Linked DNA regions of Homo sapiens: region 2 is linked to region 1. Evidence: read pairs that join two places in POLR2A ChIA-PET (ENCODE). Cell type or tissue: CD4-positive, alpha-beta T cell. All regions are shown on one strand. Links, peaks and the distances in the headings refer to the core of each region. The heading gives the core; the rest is flanking DNA.

Region 1 (7,693 bases), core at 1,391-5,390:
CAGTGAAGTATTCAACATCTGGGCTCTCCAAGGAGGATATCTCTGAGATCTTCCTGGCTCGAGAACACTTCATCCACCGTATTTAGGCAACAGTGGAGAAGGTCCTGCCAGCAGCGAGGCAACCTACCGTCCTTCCAGTCGGGTTCCTCCACAGGCAGCAGGGGAACTGGGTTCAAGGTATTTACAGTCTCCAGTGTTATCTGGGGATTTTTACACAGAAGCCCTTGATACTTTAGCATTCTAGAGTTGGACAGCCAATGATGTCCTCTTTGCTCCATTAAGGTGACTACAGCATGTGGCACCCGAACTATTAACTTCTGACCTAGGGCTAGCTTGTTGGCATCTTTTAGAAGGATTGCAGTAGCTGCCAACGCCCTGAGGCAGTGGGGCCAACCTAAGGCCACCAAGTCCAGTCTCTTGGATAAGTGTGTTACCGGCCGATGCTAAGAGCCCAGCTGAGTTACGACTCCGACTGCCATTCCCTTTCGTTTATTCACATACAAAAAAAGGGCTTTTTAATATCTGGCAACCTTAGCGCCGGGGCTTGGATGAGAGCTTCGTTTATATCTTTGAAGGCCTTTTCCTATTCCTTTTCCCATAGGAGGGGCTCTCTTTCTTTTCCTTTGGTAGCCTCATATAAGGGCTTTGCTATAAGGGAGAAGTTTGGAATCCAGATTCGGCAGAATCCCGCCGCACCTAGAAATTCCCTGACCTGTGGGTGGGCAATGCACCTACAGCCTCCTTGCGTGCACTTCCAAGCCTGCACTGGCCTTGGGATACCATGAATCTTAGCTATCCAACCTGCTGAAAAAAGACTTTTGCCTTGTCCTTGGACACTTTGTAAACTGGCCTGTATTCACCATTTGGCTTCTGCACAGGCAGCAGAGGAGTATTCCAGGAGGACTTGCATTTCAGTATAATCCTATGTTCACAGAGCCGATTTAAATGTTTCGTTATGCCATCAATTGCCTCTCTGGGTAGTGGGTATTGACGGACTTGTACCGGGGAACATAAGGGCTAAGCTCTACTACGACCGGGGGTCTGTTTGCAGCAAGTCCAGGGAGGTTGTGCTCGGTCCATACACCTGGTACCTTGAAAAGCATTCCCCGCATATTGTGTAGGTCCGCCTCCAGTGGCCTTCTGGCACACAGTTTATAGAGCCGCCATTTCTCAGTTCTTGAGACAGTTATAGTCAAAACCATTGCCTTAAACTTTCTAAACTCTAGTGTCATATTCTCTTTAGGTGTAAAGGAGATTTGTGCCTGCAGTTTCTGGAGTAAGTCTCTTTTCAACAAGGGCACTGGATAATTTGGCATATATAGAAACTCATGCTGCACTTTTTGTCCCCCAATAATACATCTCCTGGATTTGCAAAAAGGCCTCTTTTCTTTGGCGCCAGTAGCCCCTACGATAGTAGCACAGTTCTTTGTGGGGGGACTAATTGGTGAGTTACCACAGAGAAATCAGCACCAGTATCGACCAAAAAATCCATTAATTGGCCCCCTACTTCCATAGAGACTATAGGCTCCCCGGGGCCTAAAAGGATGGAGCCCGGTCTATCAGTCCTCTAAATTCTCAGCCCCCGCTAAGCCGATCAGATCAGGATCTGCCTTTGAAGCATGACAACTAGCAACCGAACGCTGCACTCGGGTGTTAGACCATTGACCATTTTCCTTATTCTTTTGACATTTATCCTTCTAGTGTCCTTTCCTTTTGCACTGTCCGCATTAATCTCTCTCTAGCCTCGGCCGGCTTTCAAACTCCTGTCCAGACTAGCCTTTTCCACGACTGTGTTCACGCCCACGTCCCTGCCTCCTTGCAAAGCCAGCTTCTCTTCCTGTAAGGGCTGCTGCTAGTAAATTAGCCTTTCTTAAGCCTCCGATCAGCTTTCTTTTTTGCCTCTTGATCTCAGTTAATGTACACCTTGGTAGCCACCTTAATAAGCTGAGTAGCATTCACGCCTACGGAGCTTCTAACTTCTGCAATGTATGCCGGATATCTCCTTGGGCCTGTCTTACAAATGCTGTATCCACCACGTGCTGATTTTCAGCAGCCTTAGAGTTAAACGGAGTGTACAACCAAAATGCCCACAAAGTCTTTTTTAAAACTGGTTGGTGCTTTTATCTGCACCCTGGAGCACCTCTGAGATTTTTTTTATATATATATATATATTGGTTACCTTTTTCTTTTACCATCCTTTAGCCTTTGGCAGAAGTGCTTCTCGGCAATTTTGTAGGGGTTGAAGCTGGACTGCATCATCTGGGTCCTAGTGGGGGTCCTTTTGTCCTCTTAAGAGGCATAAGCATAACTTGGGCACGGCCAGACCTGAGACGGCCTGCCTGACTTTTTTGTAACCTTTCACTTTAACTTCCTGGAGCTCTGATTTTTTCTTCTGGGAGCCTGTATTTCTTTGAACTTAACTCCTTAGGGGCAGTTAGCCTTGGTAAAGGGGGGTAGATTGGAATGTAGGGAGGAGGGGTCTTTATTCCCTTCTGTGGTTCTTGCAAAACCAGTTTTCTCTTTCCTGAGACTTTTCTTTTGTCTCCATAGTTCCTGGCACAGCTGATTTTTACTTTCACTTTTGGCTTTTACTTTTCACTTTTTACTTGTGGAGTTACAAGGCTCTGTGACTTTCCCTTTAACTCTGTAGCTGCCAGCACAGCTGGTGTCTCTCGCCATGAGCTGCGAGCGTTCTACAATAAACTGCTAGGCAGGGCTGCATTCATTTAGCCATGAATCAATACAAAGACTAGGTCTGAATGCCCTGGTGGTCCTCCAACCCTAGTCACCACCTTAAAACACACGGCCAATTTCTCTGTAGTGCCTTCGGCCAGTCGTCCAACACTAAAAGAGGGCTATTCTAATTCACAGTATGTCCTTAAATTTTGAGCATCCAGTTTCATCCCATAATCACCTCTAAATCCTTTTTAAAAATTTTTTTATCATGCACTCCAAAGGAGTTGGTTTCGACGCTTTTCCTCCCATTTCCTCCCTTGCGGCGCACTTTCACTCTCACTTTTACTCTCGGGTCCACCAGACTGGGTCCTATTACGGGAGTTTTGGACGCTGCTTAGCCAGGAACGTGCCTTCCCCTCTCACAGCCTGCTGCAGCGGTGGACCTGGTCCTATCAGCCGTATACAACGTTCTAGGTCTGGTTTCCCCCACACTGGCCTCGGAACACAACCCGCACTAAGGGATCTGTGCCTCCCCTCGTCACTCCCCGCGTTGGCCTCTCCCGAGACCATCTCTTTCACACACTTTCACACACCTCCCCTACCCCAGGACTCCTCATCGGATGAAACAGGCCTCTCCATGTGCCGGGTGAGCCTAGTTAGGCTCCCACATTCACACACATACACACACCACTCCTACCCCAGGACTCCTCATTGGACGAAACGAGCCTCTCTCATGTCCCGGGTAGGTTCACACGCACATACCCACTCCCAGTTCGGGTGGCAAGAGTGCCAGCAAGCTCTTCCTTGCTGCACTTGCCGCTCTATCGGCCTATTTTCTCCTTTCCACCTTATTAGTGGGGACACAAGCTTCATCCAAATTGGCAGGCCATTCCTGCCGCCCCCCAGCCACTCTGGGTTGGATTAGTGATTGGTCCCCGGGAGGTGATCAAGCTCCCCTTCGCCCCTATGAGACGGGCTTTCCTGCCTTGGGCCTTTTTTCCTTACCGTGGTTCCTGAAGTGCTGGTATCGTCCTGCAGCCCAGTCTCCGGTTCTGTTGCGCTGCCGGGCAGGGCACTGGGACGCGGGGAGAGCCAGTCTCCATCCAGGTGAAGCTCCCCCATGGCGCGCCTTGGATGCCGGGTCTCCCCGAGCCCCAGGGCCCTAAGTCCCCCAGGCAAAGGAGACAGTAAATCTGTCGTCTCCAGTTCCTGTACGGGCCACCAGAAATGCAGTGGGATAATTAAAGAATCAGAGAGACCGAGGGGTTGAGGAGGAATTATTCAATTATTTAGATGCACCGACCGAGTCGGATTAACATTTAAAGGACTGAGCCTTGAACAAAGAGTCAAGCTACCTTTTAAGCATTTTGTGGGGCGAGGGGAGATCTGTGCAGGGGGAAGCCTATTATAGAAACGAGAAGCAAAGACAGTTATTTAACTGAGACATGCATTATATTACTTTTTACTTTTTAAGGAACAACATGTTTTATGACTTGAGATTATCTGTCTAGTGACCTTACAGCTGCATAGCTAGAGAAACAGTCTTCACAATGCCTGGGAAAGGGAGAGAGAAGGCTCACTAGCCACAGAAAAACAGGCAGTTGATTTTAAAGGACTCCAGCTCTTTCTCTTCTTCAGGGGGAATTGGGTTTTTTACATGTAACTGAGTTTTTGCTCACACATTCTTTAATTTCTTTTAATTTCTGTTCCAATATAGCTAAGTAAAACAACAGCATTCCAGAACAGCATTATACTATGCAATTTTGGTCCCTATGTAACCGAATGCAGGTGTGGATGCTTGCTGCTTGCAGAGTCCAATTAACAAGAGCAAGGTCTGGTAGAAAGAAAGTGATTTCATTATCCAAAACTAGTAAAGGGGCCGGGCGCGGTGGCTCATGCCTGTAATCCCAGCACTTTGGGAGGCCAAGGTGGGCAGATCACCTGAGGTCAGGAGTTCAAGACCAGCCTAGCCGACATGGCAAAACCCCGTCTCTCCTAAAAAATACAAATATTAGCCAGGCGTGATGGCAGGCACCTGTAATCCCAGCTATTCGGGAGGCTGAGGCAGGGAGAATGGCTTTAACCCGGGAGGCGAAGGTTGCAGTGAGCCAAGATCGCACCACTGCACTCCAGCCTGGTGACAGGGTGAGACGCTGTCAAAAAAAACCTAGTAAAGGGAAAGCAGCCAGATTCCCATCCAAAGCAACCACTTCAATTTTTGAGGGGAAGGCAGGGGTTTAAAAAGGGAAAATTTGATAAGCAAGGCATTCAAGAACTGTGGTAAATACAACATATGTGTGTCTCGTTCTGGTGGCTCTCTTGGGTCCCAGTCCACCTGGTGTGTGGGCTGGCGTCATCTCAACAATGGCCAGGTTGTTAACTAGCTGCCTTGAAGTCATCTCTGGAATTTTGCAGCTGGGTCTCCAGGCTTGGTCTGTCTGTCTCAAGATTAGTGCCTGGAAGTTCTAGGAAGGCACAATTAGATACTAGTATACAATTAGATAAATGTGAAGGGAGTATATATCGTGAGAAAAGGAGGGTCATGGAGTCTGTTTTAAGGCTAAGGGAAAAGGTTTCTACAGTTTGCTTCCAGGTTATATCTTGAAATTCAAGACAAAAAAAAAGTTTTAAAATGCACTTTGAAGTTAAGCTGCCTGGTGACACATTTGTCCATACAAGTATGAGCGCCTCGAAAGGAAGAGATATCAAAGCATTATCAATGGGTAAGTGGGTATCTCTACTTGATTTTTCATTTTTTTCTACTCTATATTATTTGAGTTGTTCTTTGACAATGAGCATTTTTTATTATATATACATCATGAACTGATATTAAAGTCAAGCTGATTAACGTGTCCATCTCATCTTGTGTGTGTGTGTGTGTGTGTGTGTGTGTGTGTGTGTGTAATCAGATCCCTCGGACTTATTCATCCTATGTAACTGCAATAAACTTTTGTTTTTTCTTTTTTTTTGAGACAGGGCTCTCTCTGTCACCCAGGCTGGAGTGCAGCCTGGACTTCCTGGACTCAGGTGATCCTCCCACCTCAGCCTCCCAAGTAGCTGGGACTATAGGGACGTGCTGCCACATCTGGTTAATTTTTTCTTTTTTGTAGAGACAAGGTCTCACTATGTTGCCCAGGCTGTTCTCGAAAACCTGGGCTCAAGTGATCCTCCCACCTCGGCCTCCCAAAGTGCTGAGATTATAGGTGTGAGCCACCTCGCCCGGACAGCATGTATTTCTTACATTAGAAAAAAAATAAAATGAGAATCAGAAAAAATAAAATGAGAATCAGAAAAAATAAAATGAGAATCACTTGAACCTGGGAGGTGGAGGTTGCAGTGAGCCAAGATCACGCCATTGCACTCCAGCCTGGGCTACAGAACAAGACTGTTAAAAAGGAAGGAAAGAAGGAAGAGAGGGAGGGAAGGAGGAAGGGAGGAAGGAGAGAAAATGATTTTGGAAAAGTTCTCTTTAATATTTTGCATATTTAAAAGTATAAACTTGTGTGCTTGCTTTTCATTCCTCAAGAAAGACTAGCATTTGAGAGGCCTGGAGAAAAACACAACTGAGAAAGGCCAGGAGGAGAGGAGAGGCTCTGGAAAGGGGGAAGCAAAAAGGGCAGGAATTTTGGTCTGTTTTTTAATGGTTGTTGTAGCCTCAGCATCCAGAATAGTGCCTGACACATAAAAGTCACTCAATAGAATAAATAAATGAATAAACTATATAGAGTATAGAAAGAACATGCAGTTACTTAGAATCAGATACCATCAGAAGCAAACAACTGGGGAATAGGGGGAAGTTTGAACGAAAGATAAGGACAAATAAAAGGCTCTACTGCCAAATGATTAGTTGGTGGAGCAGAGGCTCTAATTACAGTGACAGCCTGGTTTAACTGTGGTATATACCCACAAGGGAATACTATGCAGCCTTAAAAAGGAAGGTAATCCTGTGACAAGCTACACTAGTGAACCTTGAGGACCTTATGCTGAGTGAAATAAGCCAGTCACAAAAGGACAAATTCTGTAGAGGCTGGTCTCAAACTCCTGGGCTCAAGCCATCCTCCTGTCTCAGCCTCCCAAAATGTTGGGATTACAGGCATGAACCAGTGCAGCCATTTTCAAATGTACAGTTTAGTAAGATACATTCACATTATTATTCAACCAATCTCAAGAACACTCTTCATCTTTGAAAATGAAAATTGTATCCATGAAACAACAACTCCCCATATCCCTGGCCCCAAGCCCCTGGCAGCCATCATTCTACTTTCTGTCTCTATGAACGTGACTACTCTAGGTCCCTCATGTCAGTGGAATCCTACAGAATTTGTCCTTTTGTGATGGGTCCTCAAGGTCCACCTGTGTTGTAGTATGTTACAGGATTGCTTTCCCTTTTAAGGCTGCACAGTATTCCCTTGTACATATATACCAATTTATCTGTATTTTGTTTATCCATTCACCCGTCAATGGACATTTGAGTTGCCTCCACCTTCTGGCTATTGTGACAAATGCTGCTATGAACATGAATATACAAATATTTTTCCAAGCCCCTGCTTTTTTTTTTTTTTTTTTTTGAGACAGAGTCTTGCTCTGTCGCTAGGCAGGAGTGCAGTGACTCGATCTTGGCTCACTGCAACCTCTGCCTCCCGGGTTCAAGCGATTCTCCTGCCTCAGCCTCCCAAGTAGTTGGGATTACAGGCACGCACCACCACGCCCAGCTAATTTTTGTATTTTTAGTAGAGACAAGGTTTCACCATGTTGGCCAGGATGGTCTCGATCTCTTGACCTTGTGATCCGCCCACCTCGGCCTCCCAAAATGTTGGGATTACAGGCATGAGCCACTGCACCCGCTCCCCCTGCTTTCAGTTCTTTTGGGTATATGCCCAGAAGTGGAATTGCTGGCTCATAGGGTAATTCTATGTTTAATTTTTTTAGGAACTGCCATGCTGTTTTCTATAGCAGCTGCACCATTTTACATTTCTACGAACTGCACAAAAGAATTCCCATTTTTCCACATCCTCAC
Region 2 (7,693 bases), core at 2,120-6,119, 92 kb after region 1:
AGGCACGGTGGCTCACGCCTGTAATCCCAGCACTTTGGAAGGCCAAGGCGGGCAGATCACGAGGTCAGGAGATCGAGACCATCCTGGCTAACACGGTGAAACCCCATCTCTACTACAGATACAAAAAATTAGCCAGGCGTGGTGGTGGGCACCTGTAGCGCAGCTACTCAGGAGGCTGAGGCAGGAGAATGGCGTGAACCTGGGAGGCGGAGCTTGCAGTGAGCCGAGATCGTGCCACTGCACTCCAGCCTGGGTGACAGTGCGAGACTCCATCTCAAAAAAAAAGAACTGGAGTTCAGAGTCATACTGTCTTGGTTCAAGTTCCATTTCTGCCACTTTGAGGCAGTATAGCCTTGAGCAAAGTCACTCCATTTCTTTGGACCTCCTCTTCCCAATCTGTAAAATGAGAGGGTTGGTTTGAGATGATTGTGGAGGCTCATTTTGGCCCTGAGACTCTAGTTTTATGAAAAAGGTTACCACACCTCTGGTGTAAAGAATCTGAGAGCTTAGTTATATCCAAAACTTTCTTCAACACAGTAGTTGGAAAGTGCTCCAGATAAGACAAGTAAAGACAAGACACATCAGTGAGAGACAGACTTCTGCAGCACTGAACCCCCAAACTCCCCCGCATCCCCAGGGACTCAGGCTTCACATGCATTACCTCTGCTCTTCAGAGGAACCTGAACTGAAGGAATCCATATAACCTAGACTGTGAAGTTCTACCTTTTCTCATTCCCCTTTACTTTTCAGAAATTTGGAGAGCTTGTAATGACCAAAGAATCAAAGGCCTTGATGGGACTCTACCATGGTCAGGTCCTGTGCAAGAAGAATAAATTTGGAGCTCCACAGAAGGATGTTAAGTAAGTTAAACTCTACGTAGGAAGCCCTTGTGAATTTTACTGTGTGCAAAGTTCACAGAGGCTTTGAAGATCTACAGAGCTAGATCTGTATCTTAATTCAGTCTTGCCCTCAACTTCTTTCCTGAGCACATTTGAGCCCTTATGTCTACTAAAAACTTTTTGGCTTTCAAAGTTCTGCCTGTTCTGAGTTTTTTCCAAACCCCTCTGGTCATTCCTATAGAGGCTTTCTTGTCACATATTGATGTTGCCTAGAAGTCTGGTTTAGGTCCCCCTTCCCAAACCACACACTCCCTCTGCACTGTTCAATGATCATCTCTCTCCCTGTGATTTGAGATGTCATCTCTGGGAACTCACACTTCTTCCTCATTAAAAAACATAAAACCTCATTGTAATTGTTAAAATCTTGTCCTTCTTTTAGCTTACAACCTAAGTATTGGAAAGTCTGTTTGCCTCTTTCATGTGTATTGCCATAAGCCAGCCTTTTTCCATATTACGCTGCCTAATAGCTCTTCAGAGTCTATGTTTAATGATGCAACTTGTAGCTCTGTGGTTCTCAGCGTGGACAATTTTGCCTCCCAGGGGGACATTTGACAATGCCTGGGAACATTTTTGGTTGTCACAACTAGGGAGGGAGGGATGCTACTGGCATCTGTGGGTGGAGGCCAGGGATGCTGCTAACCATCCTATAATGCACAGATAGTCCCCACCATAAAGAAATATCCAGTTCGAAATGTCAGTAGTCCTGAGGTTCAGCTGTTCTAGCTGAACTGCTGTGGGGGATTTAAGAGAAGCAGCTAATGATACTGCCTTCTCCATCCTCTCACCTTTAATGAGATTACAAATACAAAATACAAAATAAAATGGATAAGAAGTCCGGGTGAAACAGGTAAGATTCTAACCAAGAGGGCTGATTTCCAATTAGAATCTGAAATACAACCTTAACTGCTTCTCTCAAACATTTAGTGACTGCTATCAATCCCATCTGAAGAGCCAATTGCATTTGTTCCACCTAACCTTGATAGTACCTTGCATTCGATGAGCAGGGTAAATTACTTCCATGTTGCAGGAGGAAAATTATGGCCACTTAAACCTGTATCTCTTTACACATTCTACAAAAATCAACAGATTAATAAGGAAAACAAAGCCACCCATTCCCTGTGCACGGCATAAATAGAAGGCAGAGAAGCATCCTGCAAAATTACAAAACCTAGATACACCAACTTCTACCCCTCCCCACCGTATCCCTCCATGTACACAAAGAATGCTGTCAATTAAAGAAACTGCACTTTGCAACAGAAGAGGGTACTCTTAAATTAAAAAACCTAGTGTCTTAATTTATTAACTCCAGACTCCTCCTGCCTGAGCATTTATTGTCGTATGGAGGTAGTATACATCTCCATGTAACAATAAAATACCCCTTGGAAAAGGTGGTATTGTGTAGTCAGTATGCAAAAAAGAAAGACAGCACCCACAAAAAGCTAATATAAGAAAAAAAGAGAAAATGAGAATCAGAATACTGAAGTTTATGAAAATTCTGTCCCCCAAAAAACAACCACAATGCAGAAGAAGACTATAACAGAACTTGATTTAAATATTCTTAAATCAGCATTTGCAAATCAGAAAAAAAACTGCCTTGAATCAAAAATTCAAAAACTCAGAACTAAATGGGCAGAAAAACAGGATAAATATAGGAGTTGACCTAACTTGGGAAAGACATTGAAGAAAAAGTTAGCATCATCTTAGAAATGAAGAATAAGCTATAAGATACCCAAGGCAAAATATGTTAAACTGAAAATTGAATAATGAACATTGTAGATAGGGTGTCCCCCTTCCTGCTTTCCCAGTTATCAGTAATTCTTCCACTATTATTTCTCTAGGCCCCTTCCCCCTTGCCTTGGATGATAACTGGAATTCCTTATCTATTGTCTCTTTACAAATTAATCTTTCATATGAATAACGCATTCCATCAGTTCTAATAAGTGAAGAGCAGTACTTATGAAAAAAAATACTGAGCTACAAATTAGTATACAGACAAGGTACCATGTTATGCATTCCTCAAATCACAACATTTCTGTGTAATCAACCCTCAAAAGTTCATGTCACCCAGCAGTTGGCTTATAAAGCATCGTGCACCATAGATGTTAGCCTGCTGGGTAATTACACAAGTGGGTCATTTCAAGGGTGCTGAAGATGTTTATTAGAAGGATTCCGTAGATTGTGAAGTGTGTTAATTTAACTCTACATTGTTGTAGACAAATATTAAACAACTATAAAGCCATCATGAAAATTTTGGTGTTAATGAAGCGGAGCATAACAGTTAAGAAATGAGTAATATTTTAGCTGTGGATTCTGTTATACCAAAAAAGCTTTAAACACAGTTTTAGATTTTACTATTATTGTTATTAACAGCTAAAGTTAACATTCCAGCAAATGCCCTCCCACCAAAAAAAAAAAAAAAAACCTACTAAATAATGCATTCTTTTTCTCCTTTCAAAAAAATTATCATAAATAAGATTATAAGATACTCTTTTGTGTTTATGGGATTTTTTTTGTTAGGGGAAAGGGGTGGGTTTGTTTTTTTAGAGACAGGGTCTCATTCTGTCACCCCGGCTGGAGTGCGATGGCATAATCACAGCTCACCATAACCTTAAACTCCTGGGCTCAAGCAGTCTTCCCACCTCTGTCTCCTGAGTAGCTGAGACTACAGGCACATACCACCACACCCGGCTCATTTTCAAATATTTTGTAGAGATGAGTTCTTGCTAAGTTGCCCAGGCTGATCTCAAAATTCTGGCCTCAAGCAGTCCTCCTGCCTCATCCTCCCAAAGCACTACGATTATAGGCATGTGCCACCATGCCTGGCCTATACTTATGGTATGTTTTAACATAAAAGGAATCCTTCTGTATGGATCCTGTAGCTTGCACTTTTTACTCAGTGATATGACTTGGAGATGTAGATTAGTACATATCAGGTAACTCCTTCCTTTTAATCCCCTGTTGACGAATTACTGGCTGTTACAATTTTTCATTACAAACATTATTATATAGCTGTTCATCACAGCATGTCATCTTGTGTATAAGTCCATCTCTGTAAAGTAGATAATGACGAGTAGAATTACTATGTTATACAGTATGCAGTTCTTGGTTTTAACAAAACCAAAGAACCCCCCCAAAAGTAGGACAAAGTATACTTCCGTGAACCATGCATGAACTAATTTTTTGTACATCCTAACTGATACTTTAAAATTTTTGGCCAGGTGTGGTGGCTTACGCCTGTAATCCCAGCACTTTGGGATTCCGAGGTGCGTGGATCACCTGAGGTCAGGAGTTCGAGACCAGCCTGGCCAACATGGTGAAACCCCATCTCTACTAAAAATACAAAAATTAGCTGGGTGTGGTGGTGGGCACCTGTAATCCCAGCTCCTCGGGAGTCTGAGACAGGAGGATCGTTTGAACCTGGGAGGCAGAGGTTGCAATGAGCTGAGATCGCACCGTTGTACTCCACCCTGGGCGGCAAGAGTGAAACTCCATCTTAAAAAAAAAAAAAAAAAAATTGCCAGTCTGATGCATCTCATTTTAATTTGCATTGCCCCAGTTATTAGGGAAATTGAACATCTTTTTATTATTATTATTATTTTCATAATAGAGATGAGGTCTCACTGTGTTGCCCAGGCTGGTTTCAAACTCCTGAGCTCAAGCGATCCTCCCTCCTAGGCCTCCCAAAGTGTTAGGATTACAGGCATGAGCTACCGTGCCTGGCTGAAATTGAGCATCTTTACTGACAATTTGTTTTGTTCTTTTATGAATTGCTTTATATCCCTTGCCCATTTTATTTCGTTGTCTTTTTAAATTGATATATGCATGTTCTGTTTTTCCAGTAGTATCCTTTGTCTGCTGTATATGTCACAAATTCTTCCCATTCTATGGTTGTCTTAATTTTGTGGGTTCATTTGTCAAACAGAATTTTTTTTTTTAAAAAAAATGGAGTCTCACTCTGTCACCTAGGCTGGAATGCAGTGGCACAATCAGCTCACTGCAACCTCCGCCTCCCAGGTTGAAGCAATTTTCCTGCCTCAGCCTCTTGAGTAGCTGGGATTACAGGTGCACACCACCAAACCCAGCTAATTTTTTTATTTTTGTATTTTGGTGAGGTTGGTCTTGAACTCCTGACCTTGTGATCTGCCCGCCTTGGCCTCTCAAAGAAAGAGCTGGGATTACAGGCGTAAGCCACTGTGCCCAGCCAAAACAGAAATTTTTAATTTTGATGTAGCAAATGTATCAGTCTTTTTTTTCAGTCCCTATTTTTTGTTTCTCTACTGTATTTTCTCATTGTCCTGCAATTACTTATCACTCACCATATAAATATTTGTACCATTACAAAGCTGCATTTAGAAGATGCTCCTAGGACTTGAAGTTAGATTTCCTTTTCAGGACTTTAGTATGATTTTTGAACATTACAATCAGAATGGTTAAGAATGAAACTTTATCCCTCATTTCAACTCTAATTTGGATAACAGTGCTGTAAACTTGGGCTTCTTTTATGAAGAGATTCTTTAAAAATTTTTCTTAGTTATTTACTATGGGAATATGGCAAATTATTCCAGAACTATAGGGAACTAAAATGAATAAGCAGATATGATCTCTGGTCCTCAAAAGGCTTAGAATTTAATTGAGGAGACAAATAATGGACACGAAGCCATTCCAGGATACTCTGGGGTAAATCAAGTCGTCCTGAGAAGTTCTAGAGGAATTCAGGGGCAAAAAAAGGTAGCAATGTGCATATGTGGAAGTGTTTAAGGAAGGGATAAGGTCTGGAAGCAAAGAGACCATGGAGGAGACTTTGAATTCATCCAGACGAGGAGTGATAAAGGCACAGATTTTGGGGGAAATGAAAGATTACACGATGGCTCACACCTGTAATCCCATCTCTTTGGGAGGCTGATGTGGGAGGATCATTTGAGGCCAGGCCAGGAGTTCGAGACCAGCCTGGGCATCATAGTGAGACCCTATCTACAAAAAAACTTAAAAATTAGCCAGGAGTGGTGATATGCACCTTTAGTCCGAGCTACTCAGGAGACTGAGGCAGAAGGATCACTTGTACCCAGGAGTTCAAGGCTGCAGTAAACCTAGGATTGCACCACTGCACTCCAGCCTGGGTAAGGGAGCAAAACCATGTCTCTCAAAAAAAGAAAGAAAGATGACTGGCAGATAGTCAAAATCACTAACAAATAAGTTGTTCAATAAGAAAAGAGGTTGGTCTTTTTGTTCGAAAAACAAAAATACTCATGTTGACTTAAATGTAAACTGGTTGTTTTGATTTCAGTGATTTCGAAGCATGATTGAAGATTAGTATAATTCTGTCTTCTTGGGTAGACCAGTTCTTTTAGACCTGGTGGGTTTTTGCACTTAACTTTTAAGATCAATCATTTATTAAAGCTGTGTTTTTAATAAATAAAAATTATTTGAAACACCTTATAGTTGTGCCTGCATTAGTTGGTTTATTGAATAACTTAGGCAATCTTCCACTTTGACTGAAATGATTAAGATCAGTTTACCGAAAGTCATTTCATCCTTGCCTTGCAGGCATCTGGCTATTCTTGGTGCAGGGCTGATGGGAGCAGGCATCGCCCAAGTCTCCGTGGATAAGGGGCTAAAGACTATACTTAAAGATGCCACCCTCACTGCGCTAGACCGAGGACAGCAACAAGTGTTCAAAGGGTAAGCCTGCTCTCTCTCTTTGCAAGAGTTAGAATGTCCTTTGTTTCTTGGTTAGTTGTTTTTTGTGGTGGCTTGGTGGGTTTTTTTGTTTGTTTGTTCTTGCCATCACGGATTCCTTTTTCCTGAACATAATGAGTTCTAGATACTCCGTAGTGAAGCCAAGTTTCTTTTGATTTTTAGAAATGCCAATTCCTTCTTTGACTTCGTTTTGTTATAGATATCATAGACAATTAACATCCTTGGAGTCTGTAGTCTTTGAATGCAGAAGGGAAAATCTTATCTAGTAGATACTTGTTAATGCCATTTTACACTTTCGTATCAGGCCTGCGGATTTTGATATAGTTTGCAGGTAATTGCTCTATTGTTAAGGATTATTCAAACAGCATGACTGTCTCTGTTGAGAAGACTGAGTGAGGTTAGGATGTAAGGAAATGGGCAGTAACTGCAGGGGGAAGGCAGGGCCGGGATCAGGACTCTTCAGACTTTTATTTCCTGACTGGCATTACAGAGAGAAGCCATGAACTGATCCCTCCACAGTGTCTGGGGCTTTACAGACTATCTCCATCTTACCTCTGAATTAATAAAGGGGGAATATTATTCCCCTTCCTCACCACCTGCCTCTCTCACCATCACACACATGCTGCCTGTTTTGCAGAGGGGAAGGTGGAGCAGCAGCTTGGCCAAATGGAGGGTTGGTTTGATCAGTTTTCTGCTCACATTTAATGGACAAGCTGGCTGCACTTAAAGCATCCTGCATGTGACTTTTAGCTGAGTGAGCTTTTTTGTTTCTTAAATGGATTAGATAGCTTAAGCATGTTGTTATCCCTTTTCTGCAGAGAAGCTCACATATTGCTGCCATAATGCTAACCAGGACCTGGCAGGTTTCATCGTGTTGGCAGATTATTGTAAGATAACAAGTTGTAGTAGAAGATTCTGACCAAAAAAATGATGTGTGCTAGATAGCAGCAGTGCCCTGAAACTAGCATGCAAGCATCCCAAACAGCATTCCATACCATCACCAAAGTAAGAAATTGTTGCTCTAAAATAGTTTCCTCCCCCAGTCTCTCTTGAATAGTGTCCTGGGTTCCCCTTTTCGTCTTAGAAACATCAGGTTC

The links. Peaks named below come from ENCODE experiments on the same cell type or tissue, not always from the same donor. Only the 100,000 strongest peaks of a DNase experiment are listed, where the experiment ranks them.
Region 2: POLR2A ChIA-PET joins it to region 1 with 5 read pairs; 3 of 35 experiments call an interaction of 5 or more read pairs at or near these places.

Annotation. Positions count from the first base shown.
Region 1 is chr2:26,294,615-26,302,307 of GRCh38, reverse strand. It overlaps LOC105374334 (a long non-coding RNA gene), which reads right to left and starts at 3,259. Exons shown (of 4, transcript XR_939853.3): 1 at 1-3,259. In CD4-positive, alpha-beta T cell, for the core only: no CTCF peak of the experiment used is centred there; DNase peaks (open chromatin) are centred at 1,977, 2,307, 2,627 and 3,407; H3K4me3 peaks cover 2,374 bases; H3K27ac peaks cover 2,185 bases.
Region 2 is chr2:26,202,947-26,210,639 of GRCh38, reverse strand. It overlaps HADHA (hydroxyacyl-CoA dehydrogenase trifunctional multienzyme complex subunit alpha), which reads left to right. Exons shown (of 20, transcript NM_000182.5): 11 at 751-860; 12 at 6,444-6,578. It also overlaps a transcript of GAREM2 not described here. Among named protein-coding and RNA genes, the nearest start is that of GAREM2, 34 kb to the right of the region's middle. In CD4-positive, alpha-beta T cell, for the core only: no CTCF peak of the experiment used is centred there; no DNase peak of the experiment used is centred there.